Linked DNA regions of Homo sapiens: region 1 is linked to region 2. A link is a loop called in an ENCODE intact Hi-C map of the cell type or tissue named here. Cell type or tissue: heart right ventricle. All regions are shown on one strand. Links, peaks and the distances in the headings refer to the core of each region. The heading gives the core; the rest is flanking DNA. Region 1 overlaps VGLL4 (vestigial like family member 4). Region 2 overlaps VGLL4 (vestigial like family member 4).

Region 1 (6,775 bases), core at 1,531-4,030, 69 kb before region 2:
ATGTGTTGCTATGCATAGGATCGTTCCAAACTCTTAATATTTCACTCTTTTGTTTGCAAAGAAGTCTGTAAACATGACAAACTGAAATATATCTAGTAAGTGATTAGAGAAAACTTAGTACTAGTACCATTTTGTTATCCATTCTGTTATTAAACATTTATGGAATGCCTATACTCTACTAAGAAATGTATTAGGGATCGATCTCTCAACATGTTTTATAATGAAATATACATACAGAAAAGTGTATAAAAATGTGTATTTTATGGTTAGAGAAATGAACAACCCGGTGACTATGGCCAGGTCAAGAAATAGTAAATCGCCCCTTCCAGGTATTATCTTTTGATCAGATCCCTCCCAGCCCCAAGAGTTCACCACAGTTGTAACTTGCTTTTCTTTATACCTTTACTACCATGTGTCTAATTCTAAACAAATTCTAGCTTTTTTTTTTTTTTTACCCTGTATAGGGAGATGCCTGTATGCCTTCTTTTGTATCTTTTTTGTGAGATCTTTTAAAGTAGTGCACACATCCTGAGAGGTTGTTTTCTCCATGTGAAGCCAGCGTCTCTTTGAGTGTGAGAACTCTTGGCTGTGGGATATACAGACATTATATACAGATAATATATGTCCCAGCTTCCCTTCTCATTCATCTGTAGCTCCACTGTTTATTAAACAGAGTTGGTGATACTTTGGGAAGAACTTTTTTTTCAGTTAGTATTTTGTTCACATTCTTCATCACCTGTTGAAGCCCTCCCACCATCCTTGGTGTAATGGAAAACTAGGAGAAAATTCTGCACAGTTTTGGAGAATGCAACATGGGGGACACTTCCGGAGATACATAGCTTACTTAGGGCCTGAACAGCGACTTTCCTGCTGCATTAATAAACAATTTGCTTAAAGGCTGAGATGTGTTACAAGTCAACTTTGTTGCTGTGCCAGGTTTCTTTGGATCTTAATCCAGGGACTTTTGGATACATAGAAAAAGCTTAAATTGCTCCAGTATCCAAACAATACCCTATATTGTATAGAGATGGCTGTTAGAGAGCAGCACGTTTCTAAAACAATACTCTGCATTATGCACCATCTAAAATTGTGAATGAAAAAGAATTACTCATGTATTGCTCTTGATTTTTATTTTATATCTGTTTTGCATGAAAATAGTTTCCTGTTAATTCTTCTTGGCTAATGATTTGATTTTAATAGAGTGAATTCCAGACTCTAATGGTTTGATGCAGATGTACTCTGCCAAGCAATTTAGCAAAGATGTTTACACTACCCATAATCCAGCTGGGAGACTCTACACTTCTTCCCTGATAACAGTTAAGGGAGTGATGAGTGCAAGTTTCTGGACATTTTCCCCTTAGAAAATAAATGCATCTTCCATTATATGGCAGTACTATTAACGCGACAAGAGATTAATTTAAAATTCTATTTTAATGTCAGCAGTTTTTTTCTTTACCCATGTTCTTCCATTCTTAACTACGCAAGTCCTTTTAAACTATTGTTTTTCTGATGAGCCACTGATAAACTATTGGCTGACCCCAGAAAGAACCTTTGTTTTATTTTCCTGCTGAAAAGTTATGACCTCTTCTCTAATGCTTAAAATCACCCACGAGAATGATCTGGTTCGCTGTTTAAGGAATATGTAATAGCAGCTGTGCCAGGCTTTAAGTTCTACCGACTAGAAAGTAAAGGGAATGGAAAATAGCTGTCATTCTCAGTATAAACCTTATGTGCAGTTTTCTAGCACAGCTCTGCTGAATTCAAAATTCGGAGCAGTTAACACCAGTTTCTGGAGACCAGGCTGGGAGGCTTTTTTCTATTAGAGGCTTCATACCAATAAAAGAGGGCTGATACTGGTAGGGAACAAGGTAAAGTTCCAGAACTCACAGTGGACATCAAGCATTGCGCTCTTGGTGTTTGATACAGTGCATACAGTATTTGGTTCTATATTTTGTCCAATAAAGAGAGAGTGAGTGGGAGAGGACCTTCTTGTGGAGCTGGAAGAATCTGCTCTATATCTTAGAGAAAATAAAAGAACCACATGTTGCTTCCCTGCCTGCAAGCTCTTCTGAATTCATCACCATTCATGTTCCTTCCTTCAGGGGAAATGAAGGCAGATTGTTCTGTTGGTGCTCACAGATCTCTTTCTGTTCTGATACCCTCCTCTTCCTCTCCTGCTTCTTTCCCTTCATCATGTGCTCCTATACAAGTCTCTCCCAACTTTAAAACAAAAACAAACCCTTCCCTAAATCTTGTGTTTGTTCCAGCCATTAGACTGTATCGTCCTTGCCATCCACGTTATTGGAAGAAGGCCAGCTCACCTCTACTCCCTTTCTGCCCTTTCCCTCTTAATCTGCTGTCCTCTGATTTCTGCTCCCACAACTCTGTTGAATTTGTTCCAGACACGGTCACTAAATGATATCCTAGTGGCAAGTTCAGTCTTTTTTAGTCTTTACCTTAGTCTCTTTATGCCATGCAATACTGACTTTTTACAAATTCTTAAAATTCTTGCCTCCCTTTGCTCAAATACTGAGTCCTGGCCAGGGGCGGTTGCTCACGCCTGTAATCCCAGCACTTTGGGAGACTGAGGCAGGCAGATTGCTTGAGCTCAGGAGTTTGAGACCTGCCTGGCCAATGTGGTGAAACGCCGCCTCTACTAAAAATATAAAAATTAGCCAGGCATGCTGGTGCGCGATCCCAGATACTCGGGAGGGTGAGGCAGGAGAATCACTTGAACCTGGGAGGCGGCGGTTGCAGTGAGCCAATATCATCCCACCGCACTCTGGCCTGGGCAACAGAGTGAGACTCGGTCTCAAAAGAAAAAAAAAAAACCTGAGTCCTCATTCCTTCAGAAATAAGGTGCTGGTGCACATATGGTGAGCAACACCAGTGAAGAGGGGCTTGATGGAGCTCCTCGGGGTGAGTAGGCGGGCATAAAAGGGTGACGCAGGCTGATGAGCACTAAAAACAAACTTTTGTCACAGTTTGAGAATGGACTGGAAGGGAATAAGAGATGAAATAGTAATAGGAGAGGATGTGAACCTGGTGCACTGGCTTAGGCAAGAGATAGGGGTAAGGCAAATTCTGACGGTGGCCACAGAGGAAAGCAGTGGATAGACGTATGAGATCCTTAGGGGAGGAGCCTGGCAGGGATTGGTGATGGATTGAACAGCGGATGAGGGAGAGGACGTAGGAGACACTAAGGGTGCCTCCCAGGTTTCCAGCTCCTACAAGCGGATGGGTGGTGCTGCCATCTGCAGAGACAGGAAACACAGGAAGAGGACTAGGTTCTGGGGTGAGCTCATAGGCTTAGCTTCGGCTGCGTTGAGTTTAAAGGCTCTGAGATTTCGAAGAAGAGATAAATAATAGAAAGTTGGGTATATGGTTCTAGAGCTCAGGAGAGGCTGCTGCTGGAGATACTTGGATAGAGAATACTTGAAGCTTTGAGTGAGCGTGGTCACCTGGGGCAAAGGGTGGAATAGGTTGAAGAGGTCCTGGGAACTCCTCTCTTACGAGGTCTCCATTAATTTTCCTGTTAATTGCTAAAATAATCTCTAAACTGCTCCCTGCCTCTAATCTCATCTTCTTCTAGGTTTACATCTGTAATATTACCAGAATATCATTCCGGCTTACCTCTTCAGCCTTACTTTCCATGTTCGCTCACACCCTGCAGTCCACATAACGTGAAACTGCTTCCTGTGAGTAAGCCCTTTTGCCTCTATCTGAAATCTCCCTGTTCCTTTCTCGTGGCTCCTATTAGTCCCTCAAGGGCAAGGGCTTCTTCTGGAAAGTGACCCTCCTCTCCTCTGCCTTCTTTTCTTCATCTTTTTTTTGTTTTTTTGAGACGGTGTCTTGCTCTGTCGCCAGGCTGGAGTGCAGTGGTGCGATCTCGGCTCACTGCAACCTCCGCCTTCCAGGTTCAAGCGATTCTTCTGCCTCAGCCTCCTGAGTAGCTGGGACTACAGGTGCGTGCCACCACACCCAGCTAATTTTTTTGTATTTTTAGTAGAGACGGGGTTTCACAGTGTTGGCCAGGATGGTCTTGATCTCTTGACCTCGTGATCTTGCCCGCCTTGGCCTCCCAAAGTGCTGGGATTACAGGTGTGAGCCACCGCTCCTGGCCCTCCTCTGCCTTCTTGGAGGGATTAGGTGTTTGTATTTTCATGGCATGCTGTGCATACTTCTGCCATGGAATTTATCTCGCTGTGTTACCTCCCTCCTCTGTCTGGCTTACTCTAATTTCTGGGAGGGCTAGGATTTTGTCTTGCAGCTACTCGTTCTTCACACCAGGCAAGTGTTGTCTCCTTATGAATGACTCCAGTGTCTTTTGACTAAAGATAAGCATTGAAATTGCCTGACTAGCCCAAGGATACTCAGCGAGTTGGTGATACAAGTGAGTTTCTTAATTCTTAGAATACTGTTCTTAGAGGCAGGAAAGATAGCTGGGAAAAGGAGGAATATTAATAAGAGGGGAAGAGAGAGAAGAAAAACTCTTTAGGACTTAGCTTCTGTAGGAAAACATTTGAAGTTGGCTGCTTGATTACAGATAGCTGCCCTTGTTCGTCTTGCTTTCTAGTTACTTGACTTTGGACAGTCTGCTAAACGAACTGATCACTGATGGGAAAATATTTAATACCCATTATGTGCCAGGAACTGTTTTATGTGCTGGGGATATGGCTGCTAGCAAAACAGACAGCAAGATCCCTGACTTTATGGAGTGTATGTTCTAGCAGGGGAGACAGATGAGCAACAGGGAAATAAAGAAGATAATTACAGGTTATGAAGAGTCTTATGCCAGGTTGATGTCTGTTAGCTGATTTACTGTTCAGAGTGACTATATCCAAACATGAAAAGGAACTGCTTTTATTTTCAAACTTCAGAATATGAATTTGAGAGGATGATTTATTTTCCCCATGGTCTTCTGAAGGATTTTAAAGTACATTAAGGAAACTTGCAGAAAATTTCTTTGGAATCTTAGGAGTGTGGGATTTTTTTCCTTGATCTGTTAACTATGGCCAGAGTCAGACTGCCTCACTCCATTGTATCTGTCACTATACTGGGAACTAGCATTTATTGAAGCATTATTAGCCTTTTTTAAAAAGAAAGATGAAATGGTTCGTCTTGGGTCTTAATAGGAATGAAATATATGTAGAACTTTTAAATTCAGTGAATTTTATTTTATTTTTTTTTTATTTTTGAGACAGAGTGTTGCTCTGTCACCCAGGCTGGAGTGCAGTGGCACGATCTCAGCTCATTGCAACCTCTGCCTCCTGGGTTCAAGCCATTCTCCCGCCTCAGCCTCCCAAGTAGCTGGGACTACAGGTGCGTGCCATTACACACGGCTAATTTTTGTATTTTTAGTAAGGCAGGGTTTTACTGTGTTGTCTGGGCTGGAATTGAACTCCTGACCTCAGGCGATCTGCCTGCCCAAAGTGCTGGGATGACAGGTGTGAGCCACTGCGCACGGCCAAGTTCAGTGAATTTTAAAAGGCTTAAGAAATTGATGGATTAGTTGTATGTTCTGAAAATACTGTGGTCAGACCTAACGCTGCCTTGAATAGGACAGACACTACAGCACTCCGAGGGGGATTTCTGATGATGAGCTCTGACCTCATGATAGTGGAGTACTTCGTGAGGGCTAGATAAAATGCAAACCTGGGGCTTAATTGGGATAATGGACTGGGATTTTCCACTTGTTCTGTTTTCTTTCTTCCTTTATTTTTATTGAGGCATAATTAATTATGATGAACTCCTAAGGGTATAGCTTTGTAAATTTTTCCCCCCATGTTTTGTCAAACATAAAATTAGATCAAGTTAGAATTTTAAGTGTTTCTCATACATACAAGAGGAGAGTTCATGGACTGGGAGACCTCAAACCCAAAAATGTCACAGTCTTACTTTATAGCAGTTACGGTGCAGTTTAGAGCATAAAGGAGGAATGACCTGACCTTTTTCATGAATGGCTGTCATGTATAGATCCTTAAGGCAGACAGCTGTTTAAGCTGATTTGTTGTTAGTTGATGGGTTTGATCCTTATCAAACCTTATTTTTGTCCTTATCTGCTGATAAGGACAAAAAACTCAGATTTGTGTTTCTTTTATATTTAGGTTTAGTGTTTGGGGAAATCAGGATGACTTAAGTTTTGGTTATGAGTGGTTGGCCTTGGGCTGTCTAAACTTTGGCCTCCATTATTCTGTATTTATTGTTAATAGTCTTTTTGATTGGGGCTGACTACCCAGATCAAGAGGGAGAGCATTCTCATCGCCCCTGAGCCTCCTCGAGCTTCCTTACCAGTCAGTACGCACATCCCCCAAAGAGAACCACTGTTTTGGCTTCTGCAGTTATATATTAGGTTGGCCTGGTCTTGAACGTCGTATAAAGTAATTTGGATCCAGCTTCTTGTGCCTAACGTAGTGTTTCTGAGATTCATGCATGCTCCTGGAGTAGTTTGTTCTTTGGCATTGTCGTCTTATGCGTATACCACAATTTGCTCATCTCTTCTAAACTTGATGGATGATGTTTTAAGTTTCCGGTTTTCAACTATAATGAATGAACTTGCTCAGAATTGTTTATTCTGTGGCCAAGTATATATATAACATAAAACGTATTATTTTAACCATTTTAAGAGGTACACTTTGTTGTACAGTGTTCGAACATTTTTATGCAAGCTTTTTGTGGACATATGTGGTCATTTCTTTTGGGTAAATACTTAGTAGAATTGCCGGATTATTGGGTACGTTTAACTTTTTAAGCAACTGCACAACTGTTTTCCAAA
Region 2 (6,775 bases), core at 396-2,895:
GAATGACATCACAACATCACAGCCGAGGCTGCACTCAGGCCCCCTCTGGTGCTTCTCCTGCTCAGCCCTTAGCAGCTCACCGACTGGGCCGCAGGGTCCATCTAAAGGCTTGAATGCGCCTCCAGTTGACTCCTCAGCCCTCCAGCTCTCCATGATTCTGCCCACCCACAGTTCCACTCCACGATACCTGCCTTTCTTACACGGTCACCCATATGCTGCTTCTCTTCATTCACCCGTTAAGTCTCTGTGCACCCCTGGTAGCAAGCGTAATGAGACAGGAGGGACTCGACGCCCTCAGAGGCTGCCGTGTGTGAGGAGGGGCGGGTGCGTAGACGAAGAGATCATTGACGGTGGGGGATGGATTCTGTATTAAAGGTTTGCACGGGGCGCCTTGGGATTCTACACTGCAGCTGTGGTTGGCAGCGCAGGACGGGGAGGAGGGAGGCTAGAGCGGCACCGCGTGTACACAGCCACAGAGGCAGAGAGTGGCCGCATCTTATTTGAGGAATGGCAAGTAGATGGTTGGAACTACGGAACACAACATTTGGAGGCGTGAAGCCAGAGATGAGGACGGGAAGGTGGTCAGGCCCAGAGGCTACCAAGGCCCGTGCTGAGCTGCTAAAAACATTCACTAAGGGCTGGATGTGGTTGGATTTGCCTTATAAAGAGATTGCTCTGGAATGGATACAAGCAAAACACGAAATCTGAATAAGGTTGGTAGTTGTCTCATTGTCGATATCCTGGTTGTGATATTGTACTGTAGTTTTACAAGATGTCACCATCGCGGGAGTCAAGGTAAAGGGTGCATGGGATGGCCGTGTGTTGTTTCTTACAACTGAAGTTAATCTACAGTTTTAGAAAGGTACGCCTATCACATGCGTGTGTGTGTGTGGTGTGCGTGTGTGTAACATTCAGTGTGTGTGTAACATTCTGTGTGCATGCGTAACATTGTGTGTGTAACATTCATTGTGTGTGTAACATATTCAGCCAGTCCGGGACGGGGGCTGTGGCTGCTGCTTCACCAGGGCAGGCCTAGGCTTTTCTGCTAGTTAAGACAGGTGACTACTTGTAGACTCTGAAAATAATTTGTATTTCTTAAAATTCACTCAAATCATAATTCACCACCTTTTTCTTTAAATGACCAGCTCATGAGTTACGGAAAAAGGTTACTCTGTCAGCGGATAATATGGTGGATTGAAGGGGCAAGACCCAAGGCAGATGGAACTGTGGGACCCCTGGAATAAAGCAGGGAGGGTGGACCAGGGCTGGCCATGGCTTACCTGTGTGGGGTTGGTGTCTAATAGATGCAACACGTAACGCTGCCTTCAGACTAACACATCAGATGGAGGTGGTGCTGACTGTCTCACCTGGATTCCACGTGGCATCGCCTGGGTGCTCAGCACATGGCCAGGGCTAGTGATGGACCTTCTGGACGCAGGTCACTCCTGCTCGTGTGTCCTGGACGAGAGAGCTGCGCGCCGGCTCCCTACAGCACCCCGGGAACCCCAGAGCACGTGCCACCACATGTCAGCTGGGAGTCTGAGCTGATTATTCCACCACTCTTGAGTCTTGGGGTTCTGGTCTGGAAAGGGGATGGTGGCAGCATTGCCTGCTTAGTGCTGTTAGGAAGACGGGCTGAGCAGTACTGTGAGGAAGATGGGCTGAGCAGTGCTGTGGAGGCTTTGAATAGGGCCCTGCATGTAGGACGCAGCCAGTGACTCTGGATCGTTGTCAGCGTCCCCGTCCTGTCCAAATGGCAGGTCCTTATCGAACCAGCTTGGCCTCCAGCTCCCCAGGCTCCCAGGGAGTGGAGATTATTATAGAAGTGAACACAGAGTCAGGCAGAGGACGCCACTGAGTCGGGGGCTCCATCTTCTATGGAGCTGACTTTGGACTCCGCTGGCAGCAGCTTCTCCGGCACCCAGAGGCTTTGGTGTCCGGCTGACCCGGGCTGGCAACCGGCTCCTCATCGTGCTGCCCAGCCACACGACCTGAGCTTCAGGGTAAAAAATTAAATAAGCAACACGGAGTGCCTGGCGCACAGTCACTGTCCCCTTTGCCTTTGAGAAAACGCCCCCTGAATGCCCATTCCTCTTTTTCAGGAACAAGACTGCCAATGGAGACTGCCGCAGAGACCCCCGGGAGCGGAGCCGCAGCCCCATCGAGCGCGCTGTGGCCCCCACCATGAGCCTGCACGGCAGCCACCTGTACACCTCCCTCCCCAGCCTTGGCCTGGAGCAGCCCCTCGCACTGACCAAGAACAGCCTGGACGCCAGCAGGCCAGCCGGCCTCTCGCCCACACTGACCCCGGGGGAGCGGCAGCAGGTGGGCCTCTGTCTGGGAGGGTGGCGTGGGGAGTCCAGGGGCTGGGGGACTGGGCTGGATGGAGAGCCCCGAGCAGAGGACTCCGAGGGCGGTGGTGAGGGAGGGAGGTGGTGAGGGAGGGAGGTGGTGAGGGATGCCACCCTTCGCCTCTGTTGTGCACTTGGGACAAGGGACAGCAGAACAGGAGTCCTCTTCTGCTTTTACTTCCTGCCCAGACCTGCCCGGGCCTTGCCTCTTAGCACTCACGGCCTTGGGCAAGGTGAATGTCACTGGGGCTTCATCTCTTTCCTCTCCCAGTACAGGGGTGGTGTACTGAGGTGTTTCCTCCAGCAGTCTTCTGTGGCAGGCCTGATTCTCTTAGGATGAATGTAGTCATCCTCGGGTGGGGGGGTCCTACGTTTCTCCTTTAGACGGTCACGCGGATGAAGGGAAATGTCAGGTTGCTTTGCCTTGGGCTGGGGTCCTGCACAGTTGATGGTCACAGGGTTGTGAGCCCATGCTGGTCAGAAGCCTATGATTGGTACATAGGGATTTTTTTCTATGAAAGGAAAATAGGAAATTAAATGATTGCTTAATAAACACAGCTTGCTTGGTAGAAACAAATCTTTTTAAAAATGGGGTTCCTGGGGAAATATATGGGAGAAGGCAGCAGCATTGAGGAGGCTCAAAATTACTGCTTGAGCTCTCCGAATCTCCAGGGACTGCGACCTAATAGGTCCTTAGTCAGTAGTCAGCATTTGCTAAGACTGACAGAGAGGATGGTGCCGTGCCCCGAGGGGGTGCCTCCGGGCTCTGTGCATTCAGCTGCAAGAGCCTCTGTGTCCCTGTGGCCTCACCGGGGCTTCCCTCCAAGTGGCACTGCCTGGTGTCCGTGTCTGATGGGGTCTGTTGAAACTGTGGGTGGGGTAGGCCCTGGGAGTTGGGAGAGGTGGTTCTGGTGCTTGGGAATCCTGGTGAAGCTGAGAACAGTTGCCCATCTTGCCTCAGAGCCTGACATGGTAATCCTGTTTGTTTGATTCATCCATTTAACAAAATGGCACAGACCCCTGCTGTGTGCCAGGGGGTACCAGAAGCCAGTCAAGCAAGATGCAGTTTTTGTTCTCAGCACGCTCAGTTTTAGTCTGGAGGAGAGATCGCTGATGTGTCTGATGGAACCCGAGGCCAAGTTATCACTGCTGTTCATTTCAACGTTTTACGAGCGCTCACCATTTACCCAGCCCTCTGCAGAGCAGAGCTGTGGGCAGCCAGAGACGTGTGTGTGGACACTGTCACGGCCACAGGGAGCTCCCAGTCTAATTGGGGAAATGGACATGAGAAGAGAGGATTGTGCTGTTGGGCAGCAGCAGGGGCTGGAACAGAGGCGTGTGCGCAGTGCGACCCACAGGGACCCGCTCACTGCTCCCCGGGGTGGGCAGTGGACCTTTCTGCTTTGGGAAGCTCAACAGGCATTGTAATGCTGCCATGAGCCATGGCCTGAACCGTGCAGGCAGAACCTGGCTCTCTGGCCATTGCCACTGCTGTTGGGGAGTCCCTGAAGGACACGGGTATGGAGGGGAGGATTCAGCTGTAATCTCGGAGCACCCACATCCAGCCTCTGGCCCTTGATGACCTGGGGGACATAACTGTGAGCCTTACAAGCTATCTCTGCCCACATGGTCAGGGTGGGCCCTTGGCGGGCTTAGTGTGTTCTTGGATGATTTATTTCCTTGACTCTTCAGGGCTCTTGAGAATCTTGCAGTTGGTTTTCGGTCACAGTTGCTTTGCAAAAACTGAACTGCTGAACAGAGTGGCCTGACTCTCTTTACCCTGTCTCCCTCTCCCCAGCCTGGAATGGGCCTGGCTGCCCACGGCACACGTGGCAAGGGCCCCTCCTTGTGCCTTGGGGCTCCTGAGCAGCTTTCCTAGGAGGAAGAACCTCGACCCCCCAGCTATATCTTTATGGGATCCTGGCCTGGACTGAGGACAAAGCCAGGGGCCACGGGGTACCCCAAGCTGCCCATTTTCCTGGGAAGGGCACAGTGGCCCTGACCGGAGCTGTCATTTTCGGCTGGGGTTGGTCAGTCCTGCCCTCCTTGCCGTGGCTGCTGTCAGCACATGTCATTCATGTCGTAACCATTCGTGGGGCTCCTTCCTGCGGCAGCGTGGCGGGGCTGAGGCCATGCACACCAATCCGAGCTGGGCTCGGGCGCCCTGCTGAGGACACCAAGCAGCCACGTTGCCTGTGCTCCAGCAGCTCCGAGGTCTCTTCCTGGAAGTCTGTTGGGTGTCATCCTGCAGCTCAGAGCCAGGGAAATGGCAGTGGGGAGGGGGCTTCCTGGGGTGACAGCAAAGCTCTGTGTCCACAGGCAGGCAGGACGCATGCTGCAGCCCTGTGGGGTGGGCACGGTGGAAGCCTTCCTCTGTGTGGCAGAAAATGTGTCTCAGATCTCTGGGAACTGGGACAGGAAAGTTCCCAGAGGGGCATGTATGGGGAGGCTACAGAAAGTGTCCCCCCATTTCATGTTTGTGATAGCAGCTCAGGACAGACAAACACCAAGAGGGTGGCCTTGGGCAGCAGCCAGTGAGGAGAGGCAAGATGGGGTTAAGCTTCGCACATTGAGGGCTGGGCACAGTGGCTCACACCTGTAATCCCAGCCCTTTGGGGGGTTGAGGCGGCGGATCACTTGAGGCCAGGATTTCGAGACCAGCCTGGCCAACATGGTGAAACCCTGTTTTTACTAAAAGTACAAAAATTAGCCAGGCGTGGTGGTGGGTGCCTGTAATCCCAGCTACTCGGGAGGCTGACAGGAGAATCGCTTGAACCCGGAAGGCGGAGCTTGCAATGAGCCAAGATCGCGTCACTGCACTCCAGCCTGGACGACAGAGTGAGACTTTGTCTTTAAAAAAAAAAAAAAAAAAAAAAAAAGTTTGGCGCAGCCAGCCTTGGGGGTTGCTTTCAGATAGGAGAGGTGGTGGGAGCCCTCTCCCCCGGGGCAGCCTCTGTCTGAGGACAGTCACAGGTGGGTGGGACAGCGGGTGAAGGGGTTAGTGACAGGGCTCATACTGGCCCTGCCACAAATCCGCAGCGTAACTTCCAACAGGGTGTTTCTGGCCTTCATTTTCCCCATCTGGAAAATAAGGGTGTGGGGGAGGGGAGCCTCGGGATCCCATAAACGCTCACCATCTGGAGGCCTGGGGCCCGTTCTAGGTGGACGAGTCCCAGCCTGCACTCAACCACAGAGGCAGGGGCAAGATGCCTGACTCCAGCTGGGGAGGAGGGGTGGTGGAGCCAGTCCCACGAGGGCTCACGGGCCACCCTGCAGCCTGGGTTGTGGGGAGGAGGAGAGGATGCCCAGACACTGAACATCTTCACATCTGCAGGTGACCGGTTAAGGCAATTCGCCCCAGCTCAGGTCAGGAGATGCCCTGAAGGTGGTCTGATACCAGTCAGCCAGCCTGCCCTGCTGGTCCCTTGTTAGAGAGTCTCTTCTGAAGTGGCCTTTCCTGCCTTGGATAGACTGACATAAAGGCTGGACAGTGAGCTCATTTCTTCATCTTCCTTGATTCCCCCTCCCTGTGCTCGAAATGTCTCCCCAGTTCCCCACATTTGCGTGGGTCAGGACACGCTCGCTGCAAAGAACAAGCCGGCTGAGCACAAAAGGGAGTTTTATTGGGAGGACCCTGGGGGGGGGTCTCCTAGAGCCCAAGGTCATGGGTGCAGCCAGGCTCAGGAAGGGCCTGGCCATCTCTGAGAGCTGGACAGGGGCAGGGCCCTCCTTCCTCCTGGCTCTGTGCGTGTCCAGGTCTCGGTATTCTGCTCTCTTGCTGCTGCTTGACCCCTGTGGTCAGCCAGTGTGAGATCTGCTCCAGGCCTCATCTGTCGGTCCCCAACCCCCTTTCCGAGCCTGTCTGCTCAGCATTGTGAAGTCTCTCACCCGAGGCCCTGTCCACAGGCAGAACGTGGACATTCAGCCCAGCTCCACCTGCCCGGGTTCTCTCTGCGCTGCCACCTGTGCACACCATGGAGGCCGTACGAACCCTGGGCAGCTCTGTCCCGCTGCTAAGTGTCGGGCCACTAAGAAACCCTGAATTCTTGGTTGGTCTGCTGTTGCTAAGCCACATCCCCCCCTACCCTGGCATGTGTCGCTTCTTGTTAGACCCAAGCACAGGTCCTTGTGTTCAATCCCAGTTCATCCTTGTGGATCCACATTTTCATCCTAGAATCCACTTTCACCATTCCCAATCACTGTCGTCTATCATGAGAAGGTCTGGCATGCAAGCCTTTTGTGTCTTTATACCAGCTACTGCTCTAACTTTAATGGAAAGGGCTGGCTGGGGAGGATAAGGCCCAGCGTCCCTCTGGCTGACACTGCTGTCACCATTGGTCCCTGTGGGGTGATTTCAACCAGCTCCTTGCTGGCTGTCCTGGAACTTAGCCCACATACTCCACCACCTTGTCCTCGGGGGTATT

The links. A loop is a pair of places that touch in the nucleus more often than their neighbours do. Peaks named below come from ENCODE experiments on the same cell type or tissue, not always from the same donor. Only the 100,000 strongest peaks of a DNase experiment are listed, where the experiment ranks them.
Region 1: a loop joins it to region 2, with 2.8 times the contacts of the local background. A loop is called at or near these places in 48 of 110 quality-filtered maps.

What each region holds. Positions count from the first base shown.
Region 1 is chr3:11,630,735-11,637,509 of GRCh38, reverse strand. The region is part of intron 1 of VGLL4 (vestigial like family member 4); the gene reads left to right. Among named protein-coding and RNA genes, the nearest start is that of VGLL4, 9.8 kb to the left of the region's middle. In heart right ventricle, for the core only: no CTCF peak of the experiment used is centred there; no DNase peak of the experiment used is centred there; H3K4me3 peaks cover 571 bases; H3K27ac peaks cover 2,500 bases.
Region 2 is chr3:11,560,347-11,567,121 of GRCh38, reverse strand. It overlaps VGLL4 (vestigial like family member 4), which reads left to right. Exons shown (of 5, transcript NM_001128219.3): 3 at 2,103-2,325. It also overlaps a transcript of ATG7 not described here. Among named protein-coding and RNA genes, the nearest start is that of VGLL4, 80 kb to the left of the region's middle. In heart right ventricle, for the core only: a CTCF peak has its summit at 1,836; a DNase peak (open chromatin) is centred at 1,752; H3K27ac peaks cover 2,232 bases.